2 separate regions of the Homo sapiens genome follow, and region 1 is linked to region 2. A link is a contact called in ENCODE Hi-C data. All regions are on one chromosome and are shown on one strand. The core of a region is the stretch at or near the end of the contact, and the rest is flanking DNA. Distances in the headings are between cores, read along the strand shown.

Region 1 (6,563 bases), core at 1,212-3,711, 570 kb before region 2:
GGCCGAGACTGGGGTCGTTTACACTGGTCTCTTTTGTGGGGAGTTCTGGGGTGCCCTTGCCTGGAATCACGCTGGGGCCAGAGGTCCCCTATCCTCCCAGTGAACCAAGGAGCTGTGGGGTGCTGTGGGCGGGACGACTCCTGCCCGGCAATTCCTGGAGATGGCCAGGGGAACCCATGGAGGGCCGCCCCTTCCTGCCCTTTTTTCGGAGAGGGCTGTGGAGCCCGGGTGCCATCCTGGTAATGAGCAAGGGCAAAGGGCCAGCCAGGAGTTCCTCTCTCGTCCAGCTTCAGCCTGGGGGCCCCACACCGCCACCATCTCTTTCGTGCTCCTGGGATTTCTCCAGCACTCATGCCCAGCTGCCTCCAGTTTCCAGAAACAGATTCCGCTCGATGGCACTATGGCTCTACAAAGGCCAACTACAAGCTTAACCCTGCCCCTCCAATCCGACGGCCTCCACCCTTTCCAATGTGAAAAAAAGAAAAGGGAAAGAGAAACAAAAAAAAGACAGGGAGGATAAAAAGGAGCCAGCCACCTGGTCTCAGGTTGACCACCAAACTTAAGGGACCCTACGACCTAGGACCAGTAGGCAGGAGACACTGCGGAAATCCTCTTTATGCCGCCAGCCTTTGCTTTTCCTTTGGCCCTCTCCAGGTTTCATGGCTCATGCTCATGCAGAAAAATAGAAGACAAATGATACATAATCATGGCCACTGGGAAACCACAGGAAGACTGGGATCATGGGGCTGCCGCCCCAGGACAAGGTGCTGGTCACCCAGCTGAATTACCCAAGGTTTTGCTGCAGGACTGGTGGTTCTCCCAAAGCCTGGAGCTCCAGATAGAGTTTACCACCTTGGGCTGGCACATGGAGGTCACCAAAATGAGCGAACAGCTCAACAGGCAGTCACAGGGCGTGTGGCAGGAATCTCCCTCAGAGGGGATACTCAGCAACTGACTGAAGTCTGACTCTGTGCAGGCTGTCCTGGCTTTCACATGGGGTGGGGGGGAGGGGTGACATGAGGGTGGCTTAGGGGAACTGGGGAAGGCCACCACGCAACACAGATTCCCATGGCATCACAGAGGGCCAAGGGTCCCAAGGGGACTGTCTGCCTCTACCCAAGGTGTGGTCCCTTTTTAAGCAGGTTGACCCAGGAGGCTCCAGTTTCACACTGGCTGCTGGGGCTTATCTGATAACAGACTTCCCGCATTCATTCTCAGGAGAAGGCCTTAGGTGCCCAATCAACAGCATAATGACCCAGGCCTGGAGCCAGGAATCCTCACCCATAGCCCATTGCCTGTGGCCGACTGAGAGCCTTTATGGGAGAGTTCGTGGGCAGTCTGGTGGCTATGGCGACACATGTGTGTGTGCGTCTGTGTGGGTGAATGCTTGAGCCCGCACCCCTGGGCCTGTGTGAGGATTTGTGTGTGTGTGTGTGTGTGTGTGTGTGTGTGTGTGTGTCTATGAGTTTGTGAGTGTGCATGTGTTAGTGTATGTCTTTGTGTCTGTGTGTGTATCTCCCTGTGCATGTGTGTTTGTGATTATATTTGTGGTTGTCGGGGTTTCCCTGTGAGTCCATGTGGTTGTGTCTGTGTCTGTGGTCTCTGGGTGCCTGCCTGTGTGAGTGAGAGTGGGCAAATGGGCACGTGGGAGAGACAGCCTGCCTATACACACTGAAATCTGGATCGTTGTGTTCACATGGCTGGATTGAAAGAAAAGACAAAGGGGGACAACTTGCCAAGGCTCCTGCTGGCTCAGGATTACACATTTAGAGCATCCACAAAGAGAATGGGAAAGAATGGTGAGCCATGAGGAACAGGTTAAGGGGTGGGTTCATGGTGACATTTCATGAAAAGTAACACATTGGCGCCTTTGTGGAACACCAGAGGGACTGAACTGGTGACCTTCATATCTGCTCCTTTAAGAACAAATGAGGCCTTTCTCACTTTTGTTCTGCAAAGGGGCATCCTGCATCACCAGGAGCAGAGGAAGAAGCAGTCTCAGTATAATGCTTGACCCGCCAAGAGCCAAAAGTGAAAGGAAAAAGAGAAGAAAGAAGAGAAAAATGAGAAGGAGAAGGAGAAGGAGTAGAAGAAAAAGAAAAAGAAAAAAGAGGAGGAGGAGGAAGAGGAAGAAGAACCAGAAAGACAATAAGAACAAGAAGTGGCAGCTTCACGCCACAGCAGCTGTCCTGAAGGACCTAGTTCAGGGGTGCCTCACTGCATGGTGGCATACACAACAAGAGGCAAAGAGAAACCTGTGATGTCCCGGTGAAAGGACACAACACCAAGAAGCTTCTTGTTGATGGGTTCTTTTCCGAGTGGTATCAAGGGCTTTGATCTACAAGTAGGCCTAGAGAAGCTACAGAGGACAGAGGTGCAGGCTGAGCCATGCCCTCCAGATGTCATCAGCGCACTGCAAGGGGCCACGGGCTTCTAATCTACAAGGCCTGGGTAGGGAAGTACCCCGGAAATGGGTGGGAGGAGAGATGTAAAACGGGGAGGAAATGGATACCAGAGAAAGGAGGTAATGAGCCACCTATGGCAACACTGACAGAAGGCAGATAGGGGAGGGGGATGCTGCTTACACCCCCAGGGTTCAGCCCGGGTCCTTCTGATTTCCTTAGGAAAAGTAGGCTTACTCTCCCTAAGGACATTCCTGTGCCCACCCGACCCTGCTTTTGCAGGCTGATCCTGAACTCCCTAAACCAGAAATTGATGAAAAGTAAAGAGTGAAGAAGAAAAAAGTGAAGGAAGAAAAACTCCAAAAGTACACAAAGAATCAGGGTGAGCAATGAGGTTGAGAGTGAACTGAAATGCAGGATATCCCAGGTGGAAAGGTGGCTGCCCAAATGGCCTCTTGTGCCTTCGTACAAGAAGAGTCACCTACCAGAGAAAAGCATCAGACCCTTAGGCCAGGGTTTGTACTGGGTCCACACAGAGGCCAGTGGAGCCAAGAGACTGCGCTGCTCCACACTGCCCCCACCCCCACACCATCCCACACACTCCACCAGCAAATACTGGGAAGCCAGACAGAAAGGGAGAACAAAAATGAATAAGAGAAAACCGGGAAGCTGAAGAACCCTTCCCATTGAGAGTTACCTAGATGTGGGGATCTGAGTGTGAGCACAGGTGCCTGGGCAGACACCTTTTAGTGAGTATTGGTGGGGATGCATGTATGTGCCTGAGAACATATAGAAGCACAGATGAAGACAGGAAAAAAGTTAGATGAGATGGGAGTTAAATATTACAAATGAGGATTTCTGACACTCAAAGTCACCTTGCCACCCCTAAGGACACAGTCCAGATCTTCCTGCATTCTTTTCTTCCTATGTTTTCCCTAGGCAGGCACCAGTCTCCTTCTGAGGAGACCTGTGCAGATTCATAGAAGAATCTGCAGCGGCCCACACACAGGCCTAAACACCCACACACCCCTCCCCCTTTACCCCCTCACACTGCCCCCGGTGCTACAAATCCACAGCAAAAGCATAGCATTTCTTGAGGATAGGCTCCTCTGGATTACTGGGACCCCCTGCCCAGAGAAGAATCCAGAGGGTAGGAGAGGCAGACATCACTCCTACTGTTGCAAGTTTCCCCAAAGTAACCACATAGGTGGGGAGCCCTGTTGAAGATGAGGTGGGTGCTGCTTGGGCAGTTTCTTTGTTTCTTTGTTTTTTTTGTGTGTGTTTGTTTTGTTTGGTTGGCAGCAAAAGGAAGGAGAGAAAGGCAAAGTGGAGGAAGGAAAAGGGGTGATTGCCATTTGTGGAGTCACAGTGCCATCCGGCGGAAGGTGTTTCTTGACAACAGACTACAAGGACACTTGCCTTCTTCCAGTCACAGATATCAGCGAGGATGTGCCAGGCTGGGTAGACTAGGCCCAAGCCAGGGTTTCCCCCACTGGGGTTCAGAGCCCTTAAGGAAGTGTACCTGCCATTGGAACTCCATGAAGAAGCAGCTAAGCTAGAGGCCCGGGGACAGAACAGTCTGGCAGCCCCAAGACCAGTCAGCCCAGTGGGCGGAGCTTCCCCATCTTGAAATGGGTTTAAGAGAAACCACTGTTCACTGACTGCCGAGACTGGGGCCATTTGCTCTGGTCTCTTTTGTGGAGAGTTCAGGGGTGCCCTTGGCTGGGGCCACGCAGGGACAGGGGCACCCTATCCTCCCTGGGAACAAAGAAGTTTTGGGATGCTGGGGTGGGGCAACTCATGCCAAGCAGTCTCTGGGGGCTGCCAGGGGAACCCATGGTGGGCCGCCCCTGCCTGTCCATTCTTACAAAGAGAGCTGTGGAGCCAGGGCGCTATCCTGGGAATGAGCATAGACCATGGGCCAGACAGGAGTTCCTCTCCCAGCTTCAGCCTGGGGGCTCCACACCACCATCTGTCTGGCACTCCCGAGCGTTCCTCAGCACATGAGCTCAGGTGCCTCCCATTTCCAGAAACAATTTCCACTTGATGGCACTATGGCTCCACAAACGCCAAGTACAGTTGTAACCCTGCTCCTCCACCCTGAGGGCCTCCACCTTTTCCAATGTGAAAAAAGCAAATAGGAAGGAGAACGAGAAAAAGACAGGAGGGAGAGAAAGGAACGAGCCAACTGGTCCCAGGTTGACCACCAAAACTCACAGGTCCCAATGACCAAGGACCAGTAGGCTGGAGACCCTGCAGGAATACTGTTTAGGCAGCCAGTCTTTGCCCTTCTTTGGCCTTCTCCAGGTTTCATGTCTCCTGCTCCTGCAGAAAGTAAAAGACAAATGACAGATAATCATGGGCACTGGGACACAAGAGGCTTGGGATTAAAGGGCTGCCGTTCCAAGACAAGGTGCTGGTCACTCAGCTGGCTTACACAAGGTTTTACTGCAGGACTAGGAGTCCTCCCAAAGGCTCTAGGTAGTTTACCGCCTTGGGCTGGCAGATGGAGGTCACCAGAACGGGCAGACTGCTCAACAGGGAGCCACAGGACCTGAGGCAGGTGTATCCCTTAGAAAGCACACTCAGCAACTCGTGCAAGTCTGACTCTGCACAGGCTGTCCTGGCTTTCACACAGGCAGGGGTGGGAGGATGTGGCTTAGGGGGACTCAAAAAGGCCACCACGTTGCCACAGATTCCCATGACATCACAAAGGGCTAAGGATCCCAACAGGACTCTCTCTGCCTCTATCTGAAAGGGGAGTCTGTTTTTAAGCGGGTTGACCCAGGATGCTCCAGTTTCACATCTGCTGCTGTGGCCTTTCTGATAAAAGATTGCCCGCATTCATTTTTGGGAGAAAGCCAAGTTGCCCAATCAATGGCATGAGGACCCAGGCCTGAAGCCAGGAATGCTTGCCCATAGCCCATTGCTTGTCAGAGATTAAGAGCCCGTATGAGACAGTGTGGGCAGTCTCATGCCTGTGGCTTTGTGTGTTTGTTTACCTCTAAGTGTGAGAATGCTTGAGCCCCAACCCCTGTGCCCATGTGAGGTTACCTGTTTATTGGTCTGGTTGTGTATGTGTGACTTTATGTGTCAGTGTGCCTGCGTGTGTGTGTCTGCATGTGTGTTTGTGTCTGCATCTGCATGTATCTCCATGTGTGTATGGGTTTTGTAATTTCATTTCTGGTTGTGGGGTTTCTTGTGAGTGTGTGCATGTGTTCTGTGTCTGTGGTCTGTGAGTTCCTGCTTGTGTGAGTGAGAGTGGGCAAATTGGCACATGGCAGAGACAGCCTGACTGTACACACTGAAATCCGTATCGTTTTGTTCACCTGGCCTGACTGGAAGGAAAGGCAATAGGGGAACAATGTAACAAATTGCTGAGGCTCCTACTGACTCAGGTTTACACATTTAGAGAGTCCACAAGGAGAACAGGAAAGAATGGTGGGCTATAAGGTACTAGGTACAGGGTGTGTTTACCATGACATTTCACTTAAAAGTAACACGAGGACAGCTTTTTGGTGGAAAAGAAGGACTGAACTGGTGACCTTCATCGCTGTTCTTTTAAGAAGAAAAGTGAAGCATTTCTTGAGGCCTAGAGCTGCAGAAGGACATTCCCCATCACCAAGGAGAAGAAGAAGCAATCTGCTAGAACATTTGCATGCAGAAATCCAAAAGTGAAAAAAAAAGGAAAGAAAGAAGAACAAGTAGAAGAAGAAGGAGAAGAAAAGTAGAAAAAAAGATGTAGAAGGAGAAATAGAAAAGAAGGAGAGAAAGAAAAAGAAGGCAAAAAGAGAAGTCAAAGAAGAAAAGAAGAAGGAGAAGGAGGAGGAAAAGGAAAGAAGGAGAGAAGAAGAGGAAGAGGAAGAAGAAGAAGGAGAAGGAGGGAAGGGGAAGAAGAGGAAGAAGAAGAAGAAAGAAGAAGAGGGAAAGAAAAAGAAGAAGAAGGAGAGGGAGTTGGAGGAGGAGGAGGAGGAAAGGAGGAAAAGAACAATAAAGAAGAGGAGCAGGAGTAGGAAAAGGAAGAAGAAACAGAAGGAGAAAAAGAATAGGAAGTGGGAGGTCCATGACACTGTAGCTCTCCTGAAGGATCTAGTTCAGGGGGACCTGAATGTGTGATGACATACACAACGAGTGGCAGGGAGCCACCGGTCATGTCCCACT
Region 2 (6,021 bases), core at 2,752-5,251:
CAGCAACCTTATGAGGTAGTGTCTATTATTATCCCCAATGCACAGATATGACAACTAAAGTACAGAGTTTAAATAAGTTCACCATTACTATGGTCATAGTAAGTTGCAGAACCAGGGAAGTGAAAGGAAGAGTCTTGAATGAGGAATGAGTGAAGAGTCCAGAGGTGATGATGGGCTGTATATTAGAAATGGTGAGTGTGAGGTTACAACAAAATGTCAAATTGCTAGTGATTTGAAATATCTGGATTGGGCTCTTGAGTTAGGTTATTGCTCCTTAATAATCCTAGAGCTTAGTTTGCCCACATCACATCTATTTTGTCTAAATACACAAATAACATCTTTTAGTATATTATACAGAACATCTAGCACCTTTCATATATTTAAATCCAGCTTCCTGTCCACTAATCTACATTCCACTTCTGCAAACACACAGCAGCATTTAAATAAAACAAATTTTTTTAAATAACAAAAATGATGAGACCGCAACTTATGAAACATATTAGATATCAGGCACTGAGTTCAATGCTTTCCTTACATTATTTATAATCACAAATTATCATGTCATTTTAGAGATGAGGAAACAGGCTAAATGATGAAACTCAGTTGAGGATAGTAAACATTAGCATATAAAAATCAGGAAGAGGTTGGGCACGTGGCTCATGCCTGTAATCCCAGCACTTTGGGAGGCTGAGGTGGATGGATCACCTGAGGTTGGGAGTTCGAGACCAGCCTGACCAACATGGAGAAACCCCGTCTCCACTAAAAATACAAAATTAGCCAGGTATGGTGGTGCATGCCTGTAATCCCAGCTACTCAGGAGGCTGAGGCAGGAGAATCACTTGAACCTGGGAGGCGAAGGTTGCGGCAAGCCGAGATCACGCCATTGCACTCCAGCCTGGGCAACAAGGGCGAAACACCGTGTCAAAAAAAAAAAAAAAAATCAGGAAGAATACCAAACATGATCTCACACTGTCTTTGAATAAACAAATGAGCCCAATACTACAATGTTATTCCCTTATTCATACTCTACTTAACAATAAGATGGTAATCATACTAGATGATCATCTATGTCAATCATCCTAATTAAGTTTTCCTTCATTCACAAAATCATGGCATTGTAAAGCTAGATCTTAGAAGATCATATACTGCCCCCACCGCACCAGGCACAGACAATCTGGCAAGATCAAAAATGACTAGGCTCTGTTTGCTACTTTGGTTATTGGAATTCACTTAGCCAATGAGAACCCCACCTCAGAAATGCATGTATTAGAACAATGAGAGTGGTGATGGTAGTCTGCTACATGGTTATTTTTTTCCCAATTTCCAATGTGCCCTGAAAAGTCTAAACAAGAGGGATGTATAGCTCCTGAGGGCTCTGAAGGTACAGCCATTAAGTAAGTTGGTCTTGAGGGTGGACTACATAGATGCACCTGTCATTTTTACTTTTGAGGTTATTATTTCTACTCTTCCTATGTTTTCTGCCTGTCTGCCCTCCAGGCTTACCTGAAGACATTGCTCCCCACCCATTCTCTGTGTCCCCAGCAGTCACCAAAGGTCAACAACTCTCAAGGGCTTCCCCATAACTCTGAAGAATGGGATGAGGTCATTTACCTATCACTTGTTTCTGTTGTCCAAAAGTCCTGTTGGTTATATCATTCTGGTTAAGTTGCCCAAAGAATGAGAGAAAAGGCAGGCTAGTAGCCCTTTCTTTCAGAAGTGATGAAGTCTGGTGGAAACAATGTTAAATCAGAAGCAAATAAAACCTGTGTTCTAGCCTCAGCCTTTGGACAAACTAATTCAGTCTTCCTAAGTTTCGTTTTACCACATCTGGAAGGTGTTTTAAGGACAGAAAAACACTAATTTTATCAGCAGTGGTCCAGAAAAATAGTTCCAAACTGAGTAGAAAAGGGAAGTTGAACTAAGATACAAGTGGCAGCCTCTGCCACATACACAAGATATTTCATCCACCCGAGTATCTACTGAGATAGAATTATTAATCTGCATTCTATGGAAGAGAAAAGCAAGGCCCAGGGTGATGCAGCTAATAAGTGGTGATACTAGGGTTTCAAAGCAGATTACCCCAAACCATGGCAATCTCCATCAGTTTCAAATCCAAATTTAAAGATTATTCTTTTTGCTCAATTATTACCACACTGGGTGACAGGTGCTTAATAAATGCGTTTCTTCACGATGAATATAATACCAAAAGAAATAAGACATGGTGCCTTTGGCCACCTGTTTGGATGTGATTTATTTTTTCCCAAATTCTTAGGGTTAAAAAAAAAAGCCCACAAAAAGACAGCTCCGCCAAGTGGCTAAACAAATGGATTCACTTCAGCAATCACAGCAACTCGGCCCAGTCAGTCTTCCACCTACACAGACGAACCAACTGCCTTGGCCACGTCTTAAAGGGCCGGAGCAGAGCCTAGGCTCTGGCTTCCTTCTCCAACCAAGCTCAGCCCCTCCTTAAAGAGCTGGCACGCCCAAAGCAGCTCCTCCCCCGCAGCTGCTTCCAGGCCTCACTCTGTGCCTCCAATAGCCTAACTTTGCACCTTAAACCACTGTCCCCTCCTCCTTCTTTTCAGAAGCTTCTCTAGGTACCCGCTATGGCTTCAGGGGGTTACCTGGGAGCTTTGGCCTTGTGAATCCTGTTCTCTCTGGTTGTGACTTTGGCTGTGTGGGGTTAAGTCAAAGACAATCCTTACCGCTTAAGGAGTATTGGGAGTGCCGAGCCAGGGGAGACTAGACTAGACAAATCCATCCATTCTTGCCCCCTTTCACTTCTTCCACCAAGCTCTCTCCTCTCCTTCTTGGCCTTTCTTTGCCCAGCCCTTTAGCAAAGTCATTTTCCCTTGAGTTTCATTTGATTCCACATAGTGTTCTTAACCTTCCGCTCCCGCCCCCACTGCTGAAACCCCAAGTGGGGTGTGTGGGGGGAGCAGGGGGACTGGGAGGGGGATAGAATCTAGACGAAAGAGGTGGGAGTGGGTGGGTATTAGTCCCAGAGTCACTTACCGACCATGTCACTAGCTGAGGACTCCTGAAGTGTCCAGAACTCATGCCGTCCTCCGGGAGGCTCATACTCCTGAGCTGATCGCAAGAGAGCTGTTCCCCTCACACCCGCCCCATTCTGACATAGCGCAGGGCGACGCGTTCTCGTCTTCTCGTTCTTGGGCCCCCACTCCCCTATTTCTCCGGGCTGGAAAATGAGGAGGGGGTCGAAAGGGGAGGGAGTCGATTCAGACCCAGCTGGGCCACTCTCGGAACAAGGGAAACAAAGCTCTCAAGCATCCAACCCAAAAATCAGGGGCCGGCAGAGTAGACTTCCTAAAAAGAATCCTCCCCCCTGCAGCTTTTCCTTGGACAAAAATAAAGTGGGTTCGCTGGGCCGAAGTGGCCAGAGCTTAAGGTCCTCCGTTCCCCTTTTACCTCTACCAATTCAGTTCCGGCCAAGCCCGCTCTCCACCCATCCTCTGAACTCCACACACCCTTTAAAAGGAGAGGGCCGGGGGTGGGGGCTATGAAAACCAACCCAACCCCCAAAGCGCTACTTGAACATAAAGTTGAGGCGGAGAAGAAATCCTTCAAGACAGGAACCCACGAGGAGATACCACAAGAGGATCCCTTCACCGCCGCCGTTGCCGCCGCACACCCCAGCGCCTTCCTAAAAAGAAAGAAGGGAGGAAAAAAATGCCGACGATTGGTAGAATCATAGAGAAGAACACCAGCCCCAGGGCAGGGGCTTCAGCGAAAAATGGCAGCAACTCGTGCGGGTCCTCTGGGGCGGGGTTTCTTGGAGGCACCTAGCTGCCCCACGGGGTACCTCGCGCCCCACGCGAGTCAGAACCTAAAGTGCTCTCTGGGCAACCTGAGTGGGTAGAGTGATTCCGTCTTTCTCTGGCCCTGCTAGGCCCAAAGGAGAGGTGTGACTATCGTGAGGACTCCACCTAGGGTGGAGTTCCTTAAAAAGGACAGGCGGCCGCTAGAGGAGAGTGCAAAGTGGGAGGAGGTGGAGAAGGGTGGGGCTGAGAAGGAGGAGGGAGGAAGGAGGGGGTGGGGCGGGGCCCTGGGCCGACAGAGCTGGCCTCGCCTCCGGCGGCCGCCTCCCTCAGCCTCCAGCAGCGGCAGGTATAATTCCAATCAATTTCACTTCCTTATCTGTCCCAAAATTAAGGCTTGCAAGCACACTGCTTGATTACCTATTTACTCCGGTTATGCTAATTCTCCAGGGGAGGGTGGTGAAACGGGTACTGGGATTGGGGCTGGGGGCTGTCTAAGAGGGAAAGGAGAAAACAAAAAAGCTGACAACTGGAAGCGATATTTATCCTCCTACCTCTCCATGGTAACACGAACAAGGACAGCGAGGTCACAGTGTCTTCTCAGGGAGGAAGCTAAAAGGAACGGAGATTGGAGCTTGGTGCATTTTCTAGCAAGAGATAAGCCAAGGAGGTGAGGGCGAAGGAGTAGGTGGGGAAGAAGAAGGAGTTGAAGATGATCTGTGAATACAGCGTGGCCCAGCAGGGAGACTTAAGAAAGGCTTTCTCAGTCTCCCAGATACCAGACCTCTAAGAATAGAGTTCTCAACCCCCTGAGACCGCCTCTCAGCCAGGCATTGGCGAAGATCCCCGTAAAGCTGAATCCACAGGATAGGAGCCATGTTTCCAGGATTTCTTTACGCTTGCCTGAAAGTCTCTCTCTAGCTCATTTTAATGGGAGGCCAGGAAGTCACAAGCAACCACAGCCCATTTTCAGTGCCTCTTCCCTACCACAATTCTTTTAAAGAGGAGGAAAAAGAAGAGAGACAAGAAACAAAGCAGAGGGAGGAAGAGCAAAGAGACAGGAGAAATAATAATATCTGCCATGTATTCAGCACCTAATATGGGCAAGTCCCTGAGCCAGGTGCTTTTACATTCAACATTTCCCCATTTAGTCCCAATAACAACCCTGGGAACTAGGTACTGTTATATTCTCTGTGCCCTTTATTTAAAAAAATAAGGAAACGGAAGGCCTCAGCCCAGTACTTTCGAACACATAGGTCTACTTACTTAGTTGATATTTCTGCCTGAATGTCTTCTGTGCATCTCATCTACCTTCCTTTCCCCAAAACACTCTGTTCTTCCTCCTGTAGTTCACCAACTACCTGAATGGCACCACCATACATCCAAGGCAGCACCCTGGAACTCATCCTTTAACCTGCTGTGATCTGGCCTTTGTCTGCCTCTCAAGCAGCAGAGATTTTGCTGTTCTCCTGGGCTTTACCTGGATTACAAATCCCTGGGAATTCCAAGCTGTTTCCAATCTCTATGCCTTGGGTTGCTTTACTTTCTCTGACTGAAATAGACTAAGCTCTCTGTCCACCTTTTTTTTTCTTGCATGTCCTTCCAATGAATCTGTCCACTTTCTTGAAAGGACTAACTCAAGGTCATCTCCCCTCCTTACTTAATTTCTTCAGGCAAAACTGACCATTGCTTCCTCTGTGCCCTTCTCTACCTCGGGGCACATATTTGTTGGTATAATTGCCTCCCCCTACTAAACTATAAAGTCCTTGAGCTGAAGCACCAGGCGATCTCATTTCTGTAACTTGGATGCCAAGTTATATTATTATTAACAATAATAATAGTTATTGAGCATTAACTATGTACTAAACTCTGTTGTAAGCCTCTTATGTATATTAACTCATTGAATCCTTCTGACAATCCTATGGGTAGACATTGCTATCCCCATTTTACAGATGTGGAAACTTAGTGACAGGTTAAATAAATACACATGCATATGTATTTGTTTCATAAAAGAATGTCCCTGTAGTAGGGGTTTCATAAATAACTCTCTATCTCACTATATCTCTTCACCACGACCTGCACCCCTGCCAAGCTTACAAGGTAAGATATATTGAGATGGAATCATACAGAGAAGTGTACAACTCTCTATGCCTTCATTTAAAAAATTTACTTTATTCCTTGGAGGCTTTGTTTCTCAATGTATAAAATTTGGGGAGTATTATCCAATATAGGATTCTTACCA

Evidence for each region. A loop is a pair of places that touch in the nucleus more often than their neighbours do. Pooled maps may share reads with other maps.
Region 1: a pooled map shows a loop between it and region 2 (2.2-fold over the local background). The contact joins the enhancer-like site here to the promoter of KLF8 in region 2. A Hi-C loop is called at or near these places in 3 of 50 pooled maps.

The regions. Positions count from the first base shown.
Region 1 is chrX:56,796,874-56,803,436 of GRCh38, reverse strand. The region is part of intron 2 of NBDY (negative regulator of P-body association); the gene reads right to left. Among named protein-coding and RNA genes, the nearest start is that of NBDY, 71 kb to the right of the region's middle. RefSeq lists an enhancer at 2,494-2,563. Within about 2 kb of position 2,461, at least 7 of the 41 ENCODE cell types and tissues checked have a DNase peak (open chromatin) inside an H3K27ac peak, as active enhancers do.
Region 2 is chrX:56,230,336-56,236,356 of GRCh38, reverse strand. KLF8 (KLF transcription factor 8) reads right to left here and starts at 4,001. Exons shown (of 6, transcript NM_007250.5): 1 at 3,016-4,001. The coding sequence starts at 3,022.